2 separate regions of the Homo sapiens genome follow, and region 1 is linked to region 2. The links are chromatin loops, found by intact Hi-C in ENCODE. Cell type or tissue: tibial artery. All regions are shown on one strand. Each heading gives the region's core, and the rest is flanking DNA. Links, peaks and the distances in the headings are about the cores only. Region 1 has its middle 220 kb from the start of CYP26B1. Region 2 holds the start of CYP26B1 (cytochrome P450 family 26 subfamily B member 1).

Evidence for each region. Peaks named below come from ENCODE experiments on the same cell type or tissue, not always from the same donor. Only the 100,000 strongest peaks of a DNase experiment are listed, where the experiment ranks them.
Region 1: it touches region 2 in a loop (9-fold over the local background); 89 of 110 quality-filtered maps call a loop at or near these places.

What each region holds. Positions count from the first base shown.
Region 1 is chr2:71,919,374-71,930,233 of GRCh38, forward strand. No RefSeq gene overlaps it. Among named protein-coding and RNA genes, the nearest start is that of CYP26B1, 220 kb to the right of the region's middle. RefSeq lists an enhancer at 10,497-10,860. In tibial artery, for the core only: a CTCF peak has its summit at 4,760 (motif pointing right); DNase peaks (open chromatin) are centred at 4,738, 6,158 and 8,238.
Region 2 is chr2:72,145,589-72,156,299 of GRCh38, forward strand. It overlaps CYP26B1 (cytochrome P450 family 26 subfamily B member 1), which reads right to left and starts at 2,274. Exons shown (of 6, transcript NM_019885.4): 1 at 2,043-2,274. The coding sequence starts at 2,246. RefSeq lists enhancers at 950-1,472, 1,662-2,163 and a silencer at 5,589-5,764. In tibial artery, for the core only: a CTCF peak has its summit at 4,947 (motif pointing left); DNase peaks (open chromatin) are centred at 1,213, 2,273, 4,413, 4,953 and 2 weaker places; H3K4me3 peaks cover 4,887 bases; H3K27ac peaks cover 1,178 bases; H3K27me3 peaks cover 5,664 bases.

The DNA of each region.
Region 1 (10,860 bases), core at 1,587-9,586, 220 kb before region 2:
TTTTGACTTGGGGTTTGGCAAAGCTATGACCTAAAAATCATAATTCATTCAAGAAAAAAAATTGATAAATTGGGCTTCCTTGAAATAAAAACTTCTGCTTTTCAAAAAACACAATTTTAAAAAACAAAAAGACACAACACATTTGGGAGAAAATATTTTAAAACACAGATGTAATAAAGAATTTGCATGCAAAATATAAAAGTAACTCTTAGAACTTAATAGGAAGACAATTAGCCCAATTTAAAAATGTACAAATGATTTAAACACTTAACCAAAGAGGATACATGGATAGCAAATAAGCACATGAAAGGATGCTCAACACCATTAATCATTAGGAAAAATATAAATTAAAACCACAATGTGATACCACTACACCCCTAAAATGGCTAATGTTAAAAAAGTTGACAATACCAAATGCTACTGAGGGATGTGAGTAATTGGAACTTTCAAACATTGCCAGTGGAAATGCAAAATAGTACAGCCTCTTATGAAAACAGTTTGGCAGTTTCTTATAAAGTTAAACATACTCTTACTATATACACATGACTCAGTAATTCTACTCCTAGGAATTTACCCAAGAAAAATAAAAACATATGTTCACCCAAATGAGTGGTATGTAAATTTTCATGAGTTTTATTCATAATAGTCCCAAACTGGAAGTAACCCAAAAGTTTATCAACTAGTGAATGGATATACAAATTATATCTATACAATGGAATACTACACAGCAATAAAAAGGAATGCAATATAGTTGTCCCTTCTTAATCATGGTTCTGCATCTGTGGATTCAATCAACTATGGACTGAAAATATTTGGAAAGAAAAATAGATGGTTGCATCTGTACTGAACATTTACAGACTTTTTTCTTATCATTATTCCCTAAATGATACAATATATTACATAGCATTTACATTGTATTTGGTATAAGTAATTTAGAGATGATTTAGAGTATATGGGAGAATGTGCATAGCTTAAATGCAAATACTACCTCATTTTATATCAGGGACTTGAGCATCCATGGATTTTGATACCCATGGGGGATCCTGAAGCAATCTTCTAGGGATGCCAAGGGATGATTGTATTGATACATGCAACAACATGAATGAATCTCAAAAGCATTATATACAAAGCGAGAGAAGCCACACATGAAAAGCTACATGCTATCTGATTCCACTTATTTGATGATATGGTTCGCATTTGTGTCCCCACCCAAATCTCATGTCAAATTCTAATCCCCAGTGTTGGAGAAGGGACCTGGTAGGAGGTGATTGGATCATGAGGGCAGACCTCCCCCTTGCTGTTCTCGTGCTAGTGTGTGAGTTCTCACGAGATCTGGTTGTTTAAAAGTGTGATACCTAGGCCAGGCATGGTGGCTCACGCCTGTAATCCCAGCCCTTTGGGAGGCTGAGGTGGGTGGATCACCTGAGGTCAGGAGTTCGAGACCCACCTGGCCAACATGGCGAAACCCCATCTCTACTAAAAATACAAAAAATTAGCTGGGCGTGGTGGTGAGTGCCTTTAATTCCAGCTACTTGGAAGGCTGAGGCAGGAGAATTGCTTGAACCTGGGAGGCAGAGGTTGCAGTGAGCAGAGATTGCGCCATAGCACTCTAGCCTGAGCAGCAAGAGCAAGACACCGTCAAAAAAAAAAAAAAAAAAAAGTGTGGTACCTCCCCCTGCTCTCTCTTCCTCCTTCTCCAGCCACATAGGATGTGCTTGCTTCCCCTTTGCCTTCTGCCATTAATATAAGTGTCCTGAGGCCTCCCCAGCCACGTTTCCTGTACAGACTGCAGAACCATGAGTCAATTAAACCTCTTTTATTTATAAATTCCCCAGTCTCAGGTAGTTCTTTACAGCAATGTGAGAATGGGCTAATACATTTGACATTCTGGAAAAGGCAAAGCTATAGGAATAGAAATCATCTAGTTCTCCCCAAGTTCACAAGCATAAATATTCTCCATGTTAATTCCTTCCATGCAAATAAACTCACACAAAAACAAATTTGTGTGGGAAAAACTCAGATTCAAGCTTTCCCATCTTAACATTCAGAGGGATGTTTATTACCCATGTTATTTATAATAGACATTTAAAATAAAAGTTCGGCAGACAAGAAGGCAGGCATCCAATTATGTTATAGAAAATGTTAATGACCCAGGGAGATGTTTATGTCAGAATAGGAAAAATAGAAACACTAATAGCTCACAACTATGGACTGGCCACTGCACAATAGGCAGCCCTCTAGATACTTTCTATGTGTTACACCGTTTCATCCTGGCAACTACTATATCATTATTGCTGTTATTGTTTTGTCAATTTCAGATGAGGGACCGGAGGTTTAGGAAGTTGATGAAACATGCCAGCAAGTAAGTGGTGGGGCTGAGATTTGAACTCACGTAGTCTACTAGACTCAAAACTCTAACCATTACACTTTACTGTTTTCTATTCTGCATGGCTTTAAATCTGTACTTACACACACACACACACACACACACACAACATAGGCCTAGAAGCAATTGTACCAAAATGTTAACAAGTTACCTCTGAGTGGGAGTTATAGGTAGCTTTTCTTTTATTTTGCTTCTCTATGCTTTTAGATTTGTACAAAAGACAAAGAGTATGATGTTTATAATGAAGAAATCATATATGTGGTTTAAATAGCTGAAGACACAGTCTTGTCTCAAAAGTTGCATACTCAAGAGACATTACATTCCAAGACCAGAGCTTAGTCCCTGTAAAACAAGTATGTCACCCTAAGGAGGACTTGCACCCCCCCAGCTCTACCCTCTTCTCTCCAGTCCCCCCACCTCAGGAGTCTAGGATGAGCAGAAGCACTGTCTCCAGAGAAAAGCCTTCCAGTGCCTCTGCCAGGCATGCTGGATGGCAGCCGGAGAGAGTCTAGGAAAGTCTAGCTCCCCCTGAGTCTGATGCCACTAGGGCTGGCCCTGGGTCCTCAGCTGGGCACAGGCAGCAAAGACCCAGGTCTCCCACTCCTGAGGATGGGGTGGCCAGATGATAAAGGACATGGAGTCATGAGGCAGTGGTGGCAACAGTTAATAGAAATAAGAAAAGACCTGTTTGATTAAGCCACGTCTTTCCTTCCCAGACCCCCTTTTCTCTCCCTGGGCTGTATTCAAACCCCATTGCATTTGGAGGGAAATCCAACCCATGTGTTTCTGATTCATTTACACTTAACTCATCAAAATCCTGTTTTGAAAGAGGCCATTGGATGGTCTACAAAGTCTGAGCAAAGCTCCCTGCCGCCGCGGGCTGGTTGTGGACTCACCAAATACCCCTTCTAATCCACCAGGCCTGTGGGCAGGCTCTGCACCACAGTGAAGGCTGTCTGAGTGTCTGCTCCCCAGCCTCGGCCCCCTTGGAGCCCTCCCTCACCGCCTTCTGCCTCTTTGAGAACTCCCAGGCTGCCTGCGAGGGTCTGGAAAACTCACACATCCCTGAGGGACAGGCACAAAACATGCCACCCTTCCTGGGCCAAAGCTATGTTTAAAATGAACTTGTAAAGCAAATGCTGAACCCAAAAGAGGGAGGCTCATGGTGAGATCACAGGCATGGGTGGTGCATTTCAGGGGCCTGCAGAGGCCTCCATCACAGTAGGATGCTGTGCTCATCTTAGAGATAAGTGATGGGAGAGATGAGCAGTTGCCTTGTTGCCCAGGACTGTCTCCCACCCAGAGTCAGAACCTAAGTTATTTCTCAGCCTCGGACCTTCTTGGATTGGATTTGAAAGAGAAGTCAGTCTTCCCTCAAGAGCAGGACACCTAGTTCCCATCTTTGGGGCTTGGCAAATTTTCATGGGTCTGTGTGGGGTGGTGTCAGCTACTGGTGCAAAGGCAAGTTCTCCCAGGCAGACATTTGGAAGTCATTAAGCCAAAATATGGTTGACTCAGATACAAAGCATGCCAGAGCTAGAAAAGACCTTGGAGAACTTTGTGGTCCAGCCCCCATGCTTACAGATCAGTCCCCATGAGATCCCCCTCCAGAAGGAGTTGGAGTAAGCCAAGCTCCTCCAACTTGCTGTGTTGGGAGAGCATGGGGTGTGGTCAGGAGAGACAGGAAGTTTGGGTCCCCTCCAAGCAAGGCCTAAGATGAAACACATGGGAACCAAGAATGGAACTAAAAGAGTGAGGACCTAGGTCCTTCCATGTGACCATTACAATGGGCTTTGACTTCGGGGCAACCCCTTCCTTGCGTTGTTCCCTTTGCCCCGTGGTTACTGGAGGGACAAATCTTCAGAACTTGCTAAGAGGGTGTATGCAGTTGGGAACCAGAAGGCAAGCAGTGCTCTGTGGGAAGCTGAGGGGGACACCAGAGGCTGACTGAAACAAGAGGGTAGATGGATGAATAATAACAGAACTGTTTACTGGGGGTCCTTCAACCGTGGAGCTCAGAGAGGTTCAGTAATTTTTCCCATATCACACAGCTACTAAGTGTTGGCACCAGAGTCCAAATCTACATCATCCTGGCTCTAAAAGTCATGCAACCAAATAAATAGTCAGGGGATGGGAGCACAGAGGGGGAAAGAAAGCTAGACATGGCTCTGTGCTCACTGTTGTGCAGGGTTGATACTCAAGGAAGCTCCCAGAAGGAGGTGCTGTGTGCAGGGTCTGGAAGGAGAGGAGCAGCAAGGCTTATGGTGGAGGGGAGGAGGATGGTCCAAATGGAGGGATCAGGTGGGAGCCAGTTGAGGCGCAGCTGCTCTGGGCACTAATGGCATGTGGTGGTTGCACCTGGAACCTACCAGCAGGTGGCAGTATTTCAGAACAAGAAGAGCGTCAAGTCGGTTAGGATAGTGATAGAAAGTAGAGATGCTGAGCTCTTAGCGTGTATTCCAGGCATTGTCGTAAACATATTATACAGAGCATTTCATTGAAGCTGCACGACAACTCTTTGAGATAGGTACTATTATTAGCCTCATTTTCCACATGAGAAGGGTTTAGTAAGGGTTTAGTAAGAGAAGGGTTTAGTACGTTGCTCAAGGCCTCAGAGGCAGGAAATACTGGAACCAAGATTCTTACCAGGCAGTCTAAACCCAGGCCTAAGTCTCTGTAGTTGTAACATCATAACTCAACTGATAGGCAGATACTGCATTTCTACCATGCATTTAGCATTGCACTGGGCTAGGGACTCAAAAGAGATCTAGACAATATCCTTGCTCCTGGGGCCCAGCCAGCTGATTTGGGTTTTACAAATCAATGATTCTAAGCCTCATAATGATTGACAATAGGTACATGCAGGGCAGCAGGTGGTGGGGCTGAGCAATGACCAGAGTCCTCAGACCCGGACTCAAAGCCTGGCTCCTCCACTTGCTGGCTGGGTGGCCTTGGGTATGTTCATTGATGTCAGAGGGCCTCAGTTTTTTCATCCATCTATAATTGGGTATAATATTGACCTCATGAGGATGAAATGTGAGAACACATGTAGAGAATTAGGCATGGAGTAGATCATGTGTTTTACCAAAATGACAGCAAATATCAAATACAAAAGGCAATGGGAGCCTAGAGGAGCAGTCTTGAAGTGAGTTTCCAAGACTGAGCAGTTTGGCTGACAGAGGAGGGTGAGGAGTGCAGCCTAGGAGGGAAACACTGACAAGCCATGGAGATTAACAGGCCATGATGCCTGAAAAAACACGAGCAGGGAGGAAAGGAGCTCAGTGAGCACCCTGGAATTCCATGGAACCAGGCACTGCCATGGGCTCAAGGACTGGGAAACATCACCTTCAGAGGGTTTCAAAACGAGCTGGATTTAAACAAGCAAGCAGATGGCACCAAGCACTCCATCAGCACACGGTCATTCAACCAGCATCTCATGGGCCCACTAAGTGCCAACCACGCTTCTTGAGTTGGTCCAGCCTGGGCTTTTCTTCCTGCACTGTAGGGGTGTCTCTGCAGTTGCTCAGAGCACTGTCTTCCCCTCAACTGGACCCAACATGCTCCGGCCCCTGCTCTGCCCAGAACGTCTGTGAGCAACCTGGTTCTTGTCAGAAGTTCCTGACAAGCTCTGCAAAATCCAGCCCTCTTGTGACTCCACCAGACATACCCCCAGGGGAAGAAAGGGTACCCCACCAGGGCAGGAGGTGGCAAGACAGTCTCTGCCCCCCGGGAGGGGTGAGTCATTCAGGGAGGATGCCTGCCTCAGGCACTGTGGGAGATGAGGAGGAGCCCCGTGTATCTGCAAGCACAGGGTCACCTGAGGGCGTGCAGAGCTGGAAGAAGCTGAGGCATTCAGGCAGCAGGGCCTGTGCCTCCTCTCCGCCTCCATTTCTGACTTCCAAGTCTTCAGAAGCGACAGCTAGGACATCCTCTGGCTCCCCTCCAGCCACACTGTGCCTCCCGCACACACACCTCCCTCTGATTCTAGCCCTCCTTCTCGAGATATGGCAGGAACTAAGGCCAGTGGCTCTTCAGGGTGGATGGGGGTTGACACGAGGGTGCATCTGGCTCTGGTGCTATCTGCACAGAGGTGCGTTCCTTCCCTAGGCCCCCCACTCACACCCAGAAACATGATCATTCATTCCATCATACACCCAGCTGGGGCTGGGGGAGGCCATGACAGGTGGGCCAGCAGGGGTGGTGGGGATGGGGCGCCGCGATCTTCTCCCAACCCCCTCAAAAGACAGATATGTCCCCTCTGAACATGCTGGGGGAGATTATTTTAACAAGCACTTTTGTACCAGGAAATCAGTGTGTTTAACCTAACAAGCAAAGAACAGCCCAGCGGGGCCCATAAATCTAGTTCCCACCTATTAATTTTACGGCCTACATAAAGCAGTGTTGAAGTCCAAAGTATATGTGACCTAAAAAGGCATTGCTCATTCTGACACATATACGACGTGGCCAGGACTCGAACCCTGACCCTGACCCTCACTCCAGGAAGCCAGCTCCCAAGCCTTACAGAGTGCAGAGGCTCATGCTGCAGAAACCCACCCAGGCTCCTTGTGAAAGAACAGGACAGCTGGAGGCAACAACTGTGGAGAGGGCTGGAGGACGTGGGCACCGCTGAGGCTGGGTTAGTGAGGACACCCTGCTAGAGACCCCAACCGCTCCCAGGGCTGACGTGTACAGTAGTGCAGGTTGGTCACTGCCCAAAGGCACCCAGATGAGAGGACAAGTGGAGGCTGAAATCTAACCTGCACCTGATGTACCATGCCTATCCCACAGGGACAGGGCTGCTTCTGTCCAGAGAGGGGCCTTTTAAAAAATCCATGCAAAGGTACTATACAGATTGTCAGCTCCCTTGGATAAATCTCGATCCCCATTCTAACTGTTTCAAATATTGACCCCTAACCAGTGACTCACTGTACTCCCAAACCAATTACATGCCCTCCCACCAGGGAAATCCATGACCACTGTCGACGCCTAACATCAGTTCCATGGGATAATCCCCAACCCCAAGCATGATTTAATAGGGTCACCCACCATGCAGTGACCACAACTGGGCTACTCTGGCCGCCCATAGCAACGGCACATTGATCCCCACAAAGTCATTAGGACAAGAACAACCTCAAAGCTAAGCCAGCTCAATTCCATGCTGATACTACAATAGAAGAAACAAGCTGAGGAACCTGAATGCCAGCGACCCACTTACTACACCCCTGGCCACATGCCGATTTCCCAACCCCGAGTGCACAGCAGTGCTCAGTACCTGCTGTTTTGCCCCTTTAGACTTATGCCCCACCCTCCTCCACCCTGTCTGTACCCAGGAGGCTGACCTCCAGGAGGTACCCCGCACCTCCCCTGCCCTCTAGCTCAGCTGGGGTTCCCAAATGGAAGCCCCTACTAGTGAGCTAAGGCAGGGAGCCCCCACTTCAGAGGCTCGTGCTCTCTGTCAGGGCTTTTGCTTTATCTCCAGGAGTCATGTGGAATTCATGCTCCACAGTCTGTCTTTGTTAGCTTTACCACTGAAGTGTCTTTCTGAGGTTAGGTTCCCGGGAGGAAGCCTGAGACAAGGGTGTGAGAGCAAGTCCTTGTACTTGGGGCTGTGATCCCAGGAAACAACACAAGGCAGTGGCGCTGTGAGCTGGGGAAGGAAGGAAGCCCACCCCAGGTAGATAAATGAGCAAGAGACGATTGCAGGCAAGGCACTCAGGCAGGCTAAGGCCCTGCAGCCGGGGTATTTATCTACCAATTCCTGCCTGTCTTCGTGTTGGCCTATCGCTGGGCATTGGCATCAGGCCGTTCCGGCTTGCTCAGTGCGGACTGAGCCTGCTCCCCCAGCCAACACCCTCAGACAGAGTCACAGGTGCTGCGGCACAAAGCTGTCAGCATATTAAGGATGGTGAGGACCAAGGGTGTGTGGGCAGTAGCATTTGCTGCACTGTTTTTGCCCAAATATTCAAGTAAGTTCGATCATTGGGTCCCCTGGTTTCTGCATTCCCTAAGAAGCCCCATTTAAGAAGGTCCGTTCCCAGGACTTCCCACTCGAAACCAAGTACTGACTCCATAAACTCCCTTTCCACCAATTCCTACAGCCCATTCTCACCCTTGTGTCACAGCGACAGTGACCTCCAACCCCTCTGCATGTGGAACCCTGGCCCAGGTTGTTGGCTCATTCTGACTCAGCCTCCAAGTGTCTGTTTATGAGACTTCCTTCCTCTAGGAGTCATCCTTGAGAGACTCCTCATGCACCCTTTCCCCAACTTCATCCATACCCTAACCCCTCCAACTGAACCTCAAACACTCACTACCTAATCCCCAAACACACACTGCCTACCCCAAATCTGGCTGTACCCTGACCCTCAAACCTATGAACACAATAAGCAAACACCCTCACACTGCAAGCACAGCTGCACCTCGAATCCTCAATCACAAGTGACCCCAAATCATGCTGATCCCCCAATTCCAACTACACACTGATGCCTCAGTTTCATCCCTAACCACACACTGGCCCAAGACACAACCACATTGGAACATTTAGCCACGTGTTTCTCTCTGAACTCAGTCACACATGGCGATGCCCCAACCCCTAATACACACCGGCTCCCTGTCCCAGACAACACACACGCAAACCCTCTCAATTCTAGAAGACACTGATCCACCAAGCCCCAGCTGTTTGCCAGCTGCCCAACCACAGGCCGACCCCAATCTCAATCATGGCCTGTCACTCCCATCTCCAGCCTCCCATGGATCCTAACCCCCCTAATTAGAGCCCCTGGCACAGACACCCCAAGCTAAACACTCACTGACTCCATGAACCTTAACCAAACAATGACCTCAATCCCAGCCAACCCAAGACCTTAAAACAAGGCCACACCCTTAACTCTAGAACTTCACCTCATACGAAGACTTACCAAGCCTTACCAAAGCTGATTCACCAAACTTCACCTCAGACCAACCCTCAGTGTCTCAAGCTTACACTGATCTTCAAACCCCATCCATGCCCTAACCTCCAGCCCAAGTCTACCTAACAAAGACATGTCAACCCTGAAGCCAAATGTCACACTAATGCTCAACCTGGCTACAAGCAGAACACCCCGTGCCAAACCTCACTGCCCCTCCACTTAAAGAGAGGGCACTCTGATGGCAGCCCTAAGCTTGCCCACGGTTCACCGATCCCCTAGCCACATTGAACCCCCAGCTACACTGGGCCTTCAAGTCCTGTACACACACCAACCCACCACAAAACATGCCCAGCCCAACCTTATTCAGTGCCCTTCAATCTCACCCACACCTCAAGGAACCTTTGATTCCATTCTCACAGAGACTACCCAAGTTGAACTGCACCCTTCTTCTCTAGCACAGCTTCACCCCAGGGACCCCGTGACCCCACACAAGCCCCCACCACCACCACAGGGATCATGTTCAAAGGGGGACATCTGCAGCCTCAGTGGTCAGCAGCACCACTCCTGGCTCCTGAAACCCTCCTTCGTGTTCATCTCCGCAACTCAGGGAAGGCACCGGAAGCTGTTGTCTAGCAGCACTGGGACAGCCCAACAATGCTCCTCCTTTTGTCTGTACCTCTCTCGACTACCAAGTTCCTCTCCAAAACACTGGCCTCTTCCACGCGGTGCAATTCCCTTGTTCCTAGTTCAGGTCCCTAGGACCCACCTTGGTAGGCTATACTGAGCTGGTCGTGCTTGTCTGTGCAGCCTGCAGGGCAGAGGGGTCCAGAGCCTGGGCAGTTGTCCTGCTCAGTTGCCCACAGGTTTTATGATCTTGGCTGGTCACTTCTCCTCTCTGGGACTTGTTTGATCCTGTGCATCAGAGGTCAGCACACTACTGCCTGCCAATCAAAACCCACCCTGCCCACTCAGTGACCTATTATCCAAGGCTGCCTTTGCACTGCAGTGGCAGAGAACAGTAGTTTCAAAAAAACTATGCGGGGCTCAAAGCCGAAAATATTGACTATCTGACCCTTACAGAAAAAGCTTGCAGCCCCCCTGTTTTGCATCCCCCTACCTTCCTTTTAGAGGATGTAATCATACTGGAGAGTTCTCCGTGTGAAGGCTTGAAAACAGGATACCCCTCTTCCTTCTCTGGGCTTCTCCAGGAAGATGCTCTTTAATAACGTGTTGATTATTCATTATGCTGATAATAAAACCTGTGATTTCCTGCCCCTCTCCCTGTGGAGGAGGGGCTAAAGGAAGACCACAGGGTCAGAGACAAGGCCTCAGGGGTTTGATAGCAATATTGGGATGCCCCAGTCTTTGTTTATTGTGGAGGTTCTTCCGACATTATTGCTTTTGTTTATTGAAACCCAACCCCCATGGTACTTAGCACCCTTGGCAGTGGGCCCAGACCTGCCCAGGCCCCAGCCTGCCACTCCTGGCCAAGAAGGGAGCCGGGTAGGGAGAGCACTGGCCAGGCCCAATTCTGGAGTCCTGTTTGCTTACAGCCTAAGGCGCGCC
Region 2 (10,711 bases), core at 1-8,000:
CGTCTCCCTCGCTCCGTCTCACTCTCCGTCTTTCCTCTCCTTCTTTTCCTCTGTTTTTCTTTTCTTTCAACACAAAAGTTGGGTTGTGAATTTTCCGAGGTCGCCGCCGCCTCGCCCCCACCCCCCGCCTCTGATCTGCCTAACTATAATTAAAGTGCGTTTTTTGTGGCATTAATAAAGAGTTATTTGTCCGCCGTTTCCACGGTCTTCACAAAGAGTACTTTCATAGGGGCGGCCGCTCGGGCCGCGAGTCCAATTTATACAAAAATGTTGTATTTTTAGCCCTGGGCTCTGTTTAGATGGCGCTCGGTGGAAACGGAGAGCCCTTGGAGGTCCCCCCGTAAAATCTGATAAATGACTCCGAAAAAATAACGCTGGGATTCAGAGGGCTCTCATTAACCCCTTAGGCGCTCCTGTACACGTACCCCCTATTTCCCTCCTCACCTCCAGATCTAGGGCCCCGGGTTGGAGGGATGGGGAGGCTTAGGTTTCCTCCTCCCTAACTTCTGTGCAGGTTGGACGCTGACCCCCAGGGGCTCTTGTGGGATTCGGAGAAAAGGTCATGGGGACCTGAGGGGGGGCAGAGAGGTCAGGAAACGAAGTGGGGGTGGGTGGTGACAGACCGTGGATTCAGCAGACTGGCTCTAAAAGGCGGGAGCCGTTGCCCAAGTTATTTTATTTCCTAAATTCGCGGCCCAAAGCCTAGAGCACCGCTGCAGTTGACACTTTAAGTGTGGTGGCGAGGGAAAGGCTCTGGGGATTTCTTTGCGGGGGGTGGGGGGGTGATACATCCATTGGTTGAAAGGACCCCCACCTCATTGCACGAACAACCCCAAAAAGAGATGGGCCTAATCCGGGACGTGGAAAGACCACAGGGCAGAGGAACTTCGAACCCCCTCCCCGCCCCCGCTCCGCTGTCACTCGTCCCGGGGCAGGGTGAGTGCGTGTGTGCGCGAGCGCGCGGATTGCACGCGTCTGTTAATTTCAAGCCAAGCTTTCGCACCTGTAAACCCACAGGTCGCAGCGCTCACCTTTCGCTTCACCTCTCTAGTGCGGGGATTGTCAGTTTCAGGACATCCCTGCTTCCCCTAACAGAACAAACGCGCGTACACACAAATACACCTCCCGCAGTTACTGCAGAGGCGCTCCGCTCCCCCACCCCAAGAAGAAAACCGGTGTGTATCACATTGCAAAAGCGATTGTCTGGCACTTGATGAGGTGAACTCCAGGTTAATCTCCCCATTACCTACCTGGGTCTGGTCCCTGACGCGCCTCACCCCCGTTATCACCAGCAGAGTGGGGTTGTGCGGCATCTAACAAGCACACACGCACTCTCTCTCTATGGATCCCACACTCACCTCTCCCAAGTTTCCCTCTCCTGCCAAACTGTCCCCACCCAATAAGTAAATAGACCCTTTTCCCCGAAAGCCTAGAGCCCTGGATTCTCATTTTTCCTTGGGTTACCTTCTTCCTCTTCCACCACAAAACAGACACACTCGCGCGGACCGCGGACCAGGGACACTGTACCTGGCGCTGCCGACGGCGCCGCAGGAACACAGTTTTAAATCGGCAATTCAAGCTGCCACCAGCCCCCTCCTCTCCCGACTCAATTTTCGGCTCCCAGCGACACAGCCAACCCCAGAAAGCCGAGGGCGACTGGGGGCTTGCAGCACCGAGGGGAGGCGAAAGCGGCTCAGGACCGGACCCTCCCCCGGGACCGCGCCTCGCTAGGCGCCCCCGGGGCGCTCCACGCCCCCTGCCAGGCCAGCCGCGACCCAGGCAAGTCCATCTTGGGAGCCCCCTCAGGTCCGGGAACCCCTCTTACCAGCCCCCTGAACCTGCGCCGCGGGCGCCAGTGGTCCCGGAACCGCGCTGCCGGCGGGCTGGGGAAGCCCGGGCTGCTGCGGCAGAGAGGAGGGAAGGGGCGGGGCGGGGACCAGTGCCTTCAGGCTCCCGGCGCCCCCTGGCCGGCCCGCCGCTCCGTCTGCCCCGCGCTCGCAGCTAGCGGACCCCGGAGTGCAGCGGAGCGAGCGCGCCCTTACCTGCAGCAGCCAGTGGCCGGTCTCTCCGATGAGCGGGAAGCCCATGGATCCCTTGGGGATGGGCAGCTTGCAGCTCTTGTCGCGAGTGGCGGCCCAGCGCAGCTGCCACAGCTGCTGCGACACGGCCAGCAGCAGCGTCACGGACACCAGGCACGCGGCGAGGGTGGCCAGCGCCGACACCAGATCCAAGCCCTCAAAGAGCATGTTGGCGGCCGCTCGGGGGATTGGCTGTGCCGGCCGCGGCGGGGGAGGGGAGGGCCCGACGGGAGGGGACCGGAGCGGCGGGGGAGGGGAGGCTGCGGCCGGGGGTCCTGGCACCTCCAGCCGAAACAGAGAAGGAGGAAGGGGCCAAGGGAAAGGGAGTGGAGGCTGCGAGGGGAGCGGAGAGAGGGAGGAAAAAAATTGCCTAAAAGAAGAGAGGAAACACGAGGCGACTGGGGTGCAACTTTGTTTGTTTGTTTGTTTGTTTGTTCCTTTATAGCGGGCTTAGGGGCTGCTCAAGGGGTGGTGAGATGAAGCCGTGAGTCAAGCTGGTGGGTTTGCTCTCCCCGCTACCATCACACTCGGAAAACTTTGGAAAACTTTGTCCAGAGGGAGCCTCTCTCTCGTAAGCCCCTTCCCCTGCTCGGAAAAAAAGAAGGGGGCAGAGAGCTAGCAGAGAGAAAGTGCGGTCGATTTGTCAAAAGTATTGCAGTATGGCCCCAAAATTCCTAGGTGAAAAAAAGAAAAAAAGAAAAAATTCCTGAATCCAAAAATTCCAACGAACCCAGAAACTTTGGGGGCGAGGGAGAAAGCTCCCTGGCTGAGGCGAGTGGAGAGGCCGGAGCCTAAAAGTCCCTGGGCTGCCCGGGGCGGCGCGCTCGAGCCCCAGAGCCGCCGCAGCACCCCCGAGGCAGGAGCGGCGGGCGAGGCGGCGAGGCGGGCGCTGCGGCCCGAGCGCGGGTGCGGAGCCGGCGGGCCGCGGCCGGGACGGGACGCAGCCGGCGACAGAGCCCCGGGCGGGCGATGGGGCGGCGGCGGCGGCGGCGGCGGCGGCGGCGGCGGCAGCGGGCGGGAGGGGTGAGGCGGGGTGGGGTTGGGGGAGGAGGTGGAAAACCCGAGCTGGGCTATTGTATCAATTAAGAAAAGGCAGTCCGTCCCGGGACGCGGTCTCTCGGCTCTGGAGTTGCTGCTGGGGGAAGAAATGGGGAAAAAAGAAAGGAAGGCAAAAGGAATGAAAGAGGGGGAAAAGCAGGAGGCAGGATTTCAGGGCTGGTGGTTTTAAAAGCTTCTCTCAATGTGAATTTGAGTCCAAAGCGAGGCGATGCGTGTGTTTATATAGAGGCGGGAGGCTGCGCCGTGGGCGCCCCGCCAGCACCCCCCCGCCCCAACCCGCGCGCTCACAAAGCCGGAGGCGTGGTGAGAGGCCGGGCCCGCGGCCGGAGCTGGAGAGCGCAGCCCGGCCTCCCGCCCCGCCCCGGCCGCCCGCCGCCCGCCGCCCGCAGCCCGCCCGGGACCCACTTGTAGCCGCCGCAGGATCAAACTCAGTTCACCTCTCGCCTCCTCTTCTTTCTCGCCGGCGTCTCGCTGAGCCCAGCGCCTACAGACGGACGAGATGAGACACACGCGCGCGCACCTACGCGCACACACACACAACACACACGCGCACACACACAACACACACACCTCCGCACACACGGTGCGCACTCGCTTAGTGCCTGCTTGGCTTCTAGGCTCCTTCCCTTCCTCTTTTCCTCCTTCCCAGGTCAGCGGTCCCCTCCTCCAGCTCCGAGCAGTCCCTCCTGGGCCGAAGCCCCGGCAGCGGAGGTCCTGGCCGGACTGCCCCCTCGACTGGCAGGCGCCCAAAGCCCTCGAAACTGTGCCTTAGGGTCCCGAGCTTCCAACCCCCGGGATCCCGCTGGCTCTTATCTCCAGGGACCCCTGAGTTACCAGTCCCAATCCCCCTAAGCCAGATCCCCCATTCCCGATCCCTATATCCTCACACCTCCGATGCTAAGGTCCGCCCCCGCCATATGTCTCTTACCCTACGGAACCTGGAGGTTCTCCTGTCCCCGTCAGCGTCCCAGGCTGCTGACTCTGCAGCCCCTCCTTTCCTGCACATTGGGACCCCCCTCCCCTGCTTTTGTAGTCCCCCTCCACCGCCCGCAGCGTCGGGGAACCCCGATACTGGTCCGGCAAGTGTCCTGCGCGGGGACAAACGCGGCGGCCCCGGTACCCAGAGGCGGGAGAAGACGGGCACAAACGTTCATTGATACAAATGAGTAAATAAACATGCTGGGTGAGCACGGCCACCTTCTCAGCGCTGGCAGCAGAGGGCCCGGCGCGCGTGCCTGTGTACGGTGTGCGTGTGGCCCGGGGCCGCACCTGTGTGTTCGCGCGCGTGGCCTTGCGTCGGCCCGACGTCTGAGGAGCGACGTGGTATGTCTGTGGGTTTGTGTATTCTTTGTAGAGCCATGAGTGTGTCTGCGCATCCGTGCATCTGTCATCTGGCCTCTCCTCCTGCGAGCCTGTGTTAACATGGAGCTGCGTACAGCAACCCCGACATTGGTCTAGCTAATGTCTGCCCCTCTCTCTCCCGTGCATCCTGCTTCCCTCAGCCCCCCTTGGCTCTGGCGTTCACTCTCACACTCCCGGAGCCAGAGTCGATATCCCATCTTTAGTTTAGAGTAGTGTGTGTGTCAACGATACTAGACTCCGCTTTTAACACCTTGCCTGCACCCAGTACGAGTTCTGCTTTAGAGTTCACGAGACGAGAATGTGTGTGAGCGTCTAAGGTGCGCACAGATGTGTTGTCCCTCCCTGTGTGAGCGCTTCCGAGGCTGGTGTGGCAGGAGATCTAAACGCTGGTCTAGCTCCTAGCGCTGGGTCACCTCGGCTTCACTCTCTGCCCTGGAACCCCACCTGGTGGGCAGTTATAGTACTACAGATTCGGGGAAACAATTCCCTCTGCTCCCTTTCCGCACTCGCCCTTCATAGTGGGAGATCAGCTCCAAAGGGCCGGGTTGTAGGCTCCCAAAGCACCCCGCTCCTGTGTCAGTGACCTCAGACGTCCACCCCAGGATGCTTGGGGCCGGACACTTACGAAGGCCCTGTCAGGATCACTGTGGTCCTGAAACAGGGGGCTAGGAAGCACCCTCGAAGCAGGGTGGTTTCACAAAACAGTCACATCTGAACAGGGCACGTCAAAGTGCCAGAGCCACCCCACACCCTATCTGAGGATGAGGCTAACATAAAATGGGGTTGGGGGAGATTGTTAAGGTCTTGCTGGCTTGAAGAGCTCTAAGAATCTAGCCTGACCCCCAGACACAGCACTGGCCACAAGGTGGTGAAATGGGCAAGGTAACCCAGGAAAACTCACCTGTGGAAATCTCCATCTCCTAAAGGACAGACATGCACACAGCTTTATAGAGATGCAGATAGATGTACAGGCTGATACTGAGCACACACACACACACAAAGGATCATTGTCACAGTCACAAAACACCCACCTTCCAGCCACCAACCCAAGAGACCACAGGAGGTGTCTGCCGTGTGGGGATCACAGCCCCAGAAGTCCCCCAACACGCCAATTGCCTTCCTCCCATCCCCTCACTCCTGGGTGGGGGTGGCTTTGTGCCCTTTTGTCCTCCACTGCTCAGCCTCTTTTCCTGTTCAGGTATAGAGGAGGAGTTGGGAGGGTTGTGGAGGAGAAATTCTGAGTCCTTACACCCTGTGCCAAGTGGGATCCTGGGGAAAGTCTGCAGGGATGTCACAGCCCCACAGCAATAGTTGCTGGATTTCCTAATTAGAACCGCCTCTCTGCTCAAATCTCAAAAAGTACTTCGGAAAGATGAAAAGGAGAGCATGGTACTCCACTCTAAGACTTCCTGGAGGTGCTGTGGAGAGTGGGGGTGCTGAGGCCATGGACAGGCTTGTGAAGAGGGTGGCTAGGACAGAGAAAGCTCGGCAACTGTCTTTGCCAGTCAGATTCCATCAGAGGACTTTCTTTCATTAACCTCAGATAGACTTCTGACTCTGATCCCAGACAGAGCCCTGCTCCAAACCTCAGTCTAGCCTGTAACCCTGACCTAAAACAGACCTCTGAGTCTAATCCCAGAATGATCCTTAATCCTGGTCAAAGATTGACCCTGTCTCAAAGTCCAGACTGAATCCCAGTACTACCAAGTATCACTTTGGCTACAAAAGTATGACTGGCCCCTTGTAGACTGCCCCAAAGCTGCGGCACAGCTCAACCCCTGAGGCACTTGGGAGCACAAGTGTGTTCTAGGAGGGAATATTTGCCTCATTCTAGCCTTGGGATGATAAGCCTGTTGCCTAGTGGTCATCCCTCTCCCTCCGGGCTGGTTGTAGGAACTCCCAGACTGCCACGCCCCACCACACACACACACACACACACACACACACACACACACACACACACAGAGACAACTCTTTCCCATAGGCCCAGAGCATACCCCCAGGCTTCAGCTATTGCCTGCAGTGCTGCAGTTCAGGGCCTGCGTCACACGACCCTGTAGCCTTTCTGGCACTTTGAAATCAGTCAGAGCAGCCTGGGACATGAGTAAGGAGATGCTGGTTCAAGTGGAGCTCTGCCTGGTGACATTTGCAGTCTTTGGCAGAAAGGGCCTGGGAAATACAGAAGGTAGGCCTCAGGCACTCGGAATATGCAGGCAATGGGCAAGCACAGCCTCTGCACCCACTTCCCTAGCTCAGAAAACACTGCATACAGGGGCAGGTCTGCCTAAAGTCCTGCTGCTCACAAAGACACAAAGCTACACAGCGGTACTGTCTGCCCTGGACTTGCTACACCCAGGAGAATGAAGGCATTACCCCTTACAAGTCCCTTACATGCGTGCAGTCCTGTGTAGCCAGTAATTCTCTTCCACAGCTATTATATTTCAGTGAGATAAAATAGTGAGATAATACTATTTTTAGATATTAGATTTACTTGTTACATTTTGCATTGATGAGAAAACAGAGGGCCAGAGTCCCTCAATGCCCACTCCCGCCACACATACACACACACACACACACACACACACACACACACACACACACACACACTGTATTGTCCTGTTTCCCCTCCCACCACACAAGCACACATCTCCAGGAGCCATGAGATCCTGTCCATTCGGCAGCTTTCTCTTTGTTTAATGTCCATGCTTCTGACAACTAAAGCCGACAACAGAAGGAGCTGTCAATTTTACACTCAATTTTGTATAGTTTTGGCCTTGAATTTTTTCAATTGATGCTAATTTGCTTTTTTTCCCCTAAAATTATTTCTAATCCTTCCACCCGGAGCCAAACAGAAAGGGGGAAAATGTCCAGGATCAAGACGACCACTTGGCCCTACTGGCCAGGGAGTCCAGAGAGCAAAGAGACCAGGAGGCAGTGAGCAGGAGGCAGAGCCGTGTGTTCAGGGACCAGAAGAGTTTGCGAAAGCCCTCCCAGCCTCTGGCCTGCACCTTGGGCTGTCTAGCCTGAGGGACAAAGCCCAGGATTTCGCCTCAGGGAGCTCTTTGCTCTTAGTCCTGTCCTGCCTTGCTGGCATGAAGGAGTCCTTGGAAAACTCAGCTCTCGGCTCCTTCTCATTCTTCCCAGGGCCTCGGGCTGGCTCCCTTCTGTTCTAAGTCTTCTTGGTACACTGCCTGACAGTGGCGGGGCCCTTTGCCTGCAAGATACCAAGTCCCATGGGGAAACGACATTTCTGAGGAGCTATGGAGGAGAGGGACCTGGGGCGGCAGGTCCTGCCCAGACCCTTCTCCAGAGCCAGAGCAGAAACTGTGACTCCGGTGGGTCAGGGATGCCGCTTTCCCCTGGAACCCAGCTTGTGGCCCCAGATATTCATCCCGAGGCCCAGGTGCCTACCCTTCCCCCACTTCGTGCCCTCCCTCCAGAGCCGGCGCCACAAGATCGGCAGCCCCCATCCAGTGCCCAGTCCTCAAGGGCAGCTTAGAGGGCGCTCCCTGCCTGTGCCCTGGCTGTTCTGACAGGGGCTGGGATCCCTGCTGTCCAGGCTGGGTGGGGATAGGGGTGTATGGTGGCACTCAACCCAGCTCAGCTTGGAAATCACCGCGGTACCAGGAATTCTGCCTTTAGGGGCTAAACTCTTCTCCTCCCCCCACCCCTTGCAGCTTCAGGGGCTCTGAGGCTGTGTAGAGAATTCACTGACCCCCGAAAACCACCGCCTGCCAGAAACCCACCCAGCCCACCCGCGCCTTGGAGAGGCCATCCTGCTGTTTCAGTGTTGCTGAAACAGAGCTGGGTTCTGGGCTCTGTGTGTTTATTTCCTAAAGGCTGGCTTCTTCTCCTTCTTTGTTCCTTAGTGCCACTTGCTCCCACCCCACCCCCAGGTATCTTCGGATTTTGATTTCGTTTTGTTTTAGATAACAACCACTATCCAGGCATCTCTACCTGGCAGAGCCAGATGCAGGCACAGCCTGGCCCCTCACTCCCAGCCCCTCAGAGAGGAACAGTGAGGAGGGAGCCCCTCACCCACTCCTCTGCAGCCTTCTACGAAGGCGGTGGCCTTTGGGAAAGAACTTTGCTTCTTTCCCCTTTGCCTGAATATGAAACAAGCCTCACGTCATACCTCATCTCAGAAATCTCAGCTTCAGAGACTTGCCTCAAAAGGAATTTTCAAAAAGAAGTGGAAATACCCCCATCATCCCCTGTCAAAGCCCCAAACTCAGTCCTTTTCCTCCCACCCCACACCCAACCCCAGTGAAAGCAATCCAAAAAAGGACTTGCCAATGGAGAGGACGGGTAGGTGCGAAGAACGCAGCTGACAGCTGTGTCCAAATCAGCACGGCCTGGAAAAGAGTAGCCTGCTCGGTGGCAATGGGACACCGGCAGTGCCCCAAGCTGGCTGTGGCTGGCAGCGACACTGCTGCAGTGATGGCGTTCCCTCAGGCCCGGGGAGCCAAGAGCCCTTTATAGCCTGAAACCTGCCCTGGCACCGCCTACTGGGCGGTTGCAACGAGGGCCTGCAACTAGGGGAGTCTCTAGGAGCTGGGAGGGCATTCGTCCCAGGACCCCAGGGCCAGGGCCCCACACACAAGAATCTGGGATTCAACCTCCTCCCACCAAGGCAACTGTATGTCCTGGTATGTGTACGAGACTGTGTGTGTGTGTGTGTGTGTGAGTGTGTGTGTGTGTGTGAGTGGGCATGTGCTCGTGCTTAAACGTCCATTCAAAGACCTCAGATCTCATTCCCTCATCCTCTTTCTCTGGCAGTAACAGTTTTTGAAAGGATGGGGAGAGCAGTGTGTTTCTGCTCAGTTTATCAAATTACACTCAGTGACAAAGGACTGAAGTGCATTTTCTTGAAGGCTTGACAATTGGGATCCAGGAAGAAAAAAGAGGCATGACAGAGAACCCAGAGCTTTTGTCGAAGGTAAAACACGGATATGAAAAGAGGGGGGTGTGGTTGGGTGGCTTTCAGTGAATTTGTCTTCATGTTGCTTGGTGTTAAAAACTGCTTCCCCCCACCCTCCACCCAAGCTACAAACATCTCACAGATCCCAGAAATTGCAAGATTGTTGATTTTTAAAAGGAACACTGTTCATTTTGGCACAGGCTGAATCAGACAAGCTGGGGCACAGCCTCCTCCCGCAGGGCCCCCAGGTTCTCTTTCCAGCCTCCCATGCCAGGGAAGCCTCCTCTGAGAGGTCACTTACCAAGATCCAGTGCCCTCCATACTGCTCACTTCAGTCTGTCCAGCCAGCTTCTCCTTAGGGGTACAGTTGGGACAGGAATGGGGTGGGCTTCTCCCTGCCATTCAAAGTTCTGTCCTGCACTTGAACTCCGAGGGTTGCTAGATGGAGAAGAATGGACTCTGGGGGCAGGTTTGGCCTGGAAGCAGAGCACACAGGGGCCCTGGACTGTTTATCTCAGAGGTTCGCATTCTTTGGGAGCAGAAGGGAAGCCAACAACCTAAGTGACCAGCCTCAGGTGCAGAAGGCTAAGAGGAAAAATATCCCCTTATCTAGAGCTTGGAGACGATACCTGAAGCAAGTCCACCCTGCCTGCTGTTCCCAGCTGGCTTTTGTTCATAAGCCCACCACAGGCAGACCAGCCAACTAACCAGGAGCCTCGCCCAGAGACCTCAGAGAGCAGAGTCAACCTGAGAATCTAGTTGGCAGAGCTCTCCATTCCCAAGTCCAAAATGCTACCAAATCACTTCCTCTCGCCTGAGGCTGAGACTCCTGCCCACCGCCTCTCAGGAGATGGAGAGGCAGAGCAGAGAGGCTGGGTGGTGGCCTGCCTGAATATCTACCTTTCTTCTCATGCCTACAGCCCAGCTCCAAGCTCACAGGGGCCCTGCTGCTGGAGCTTTAGCTAGTTTCTTCTCCAGACACTGGTGTGGCGGCTGGAGCATAAGAGAACAATTTCCGGCGAGACTCCCACTCCCCATCTCCACTGTTCTGACAGCCAAGGTTATTCTGGCACATGCCTGTGAAGATTTCACCTGGTCCCCCACTGCCTGGGCCTGACCACTCTGCCCAAGAAGTTCTTGGAAGAACTGTTGCCTTTCTAGTACATTGTGTCCATCAGCATCCCCACCAAAGCTCTATGCTTTCTGTCAAACCCAGCTTCAATACAAGCTCCTTGGTGCCACACCCCCAGCAACCAGATGGCAGCTCTGATATCCTTTCTGTATGGAAAAT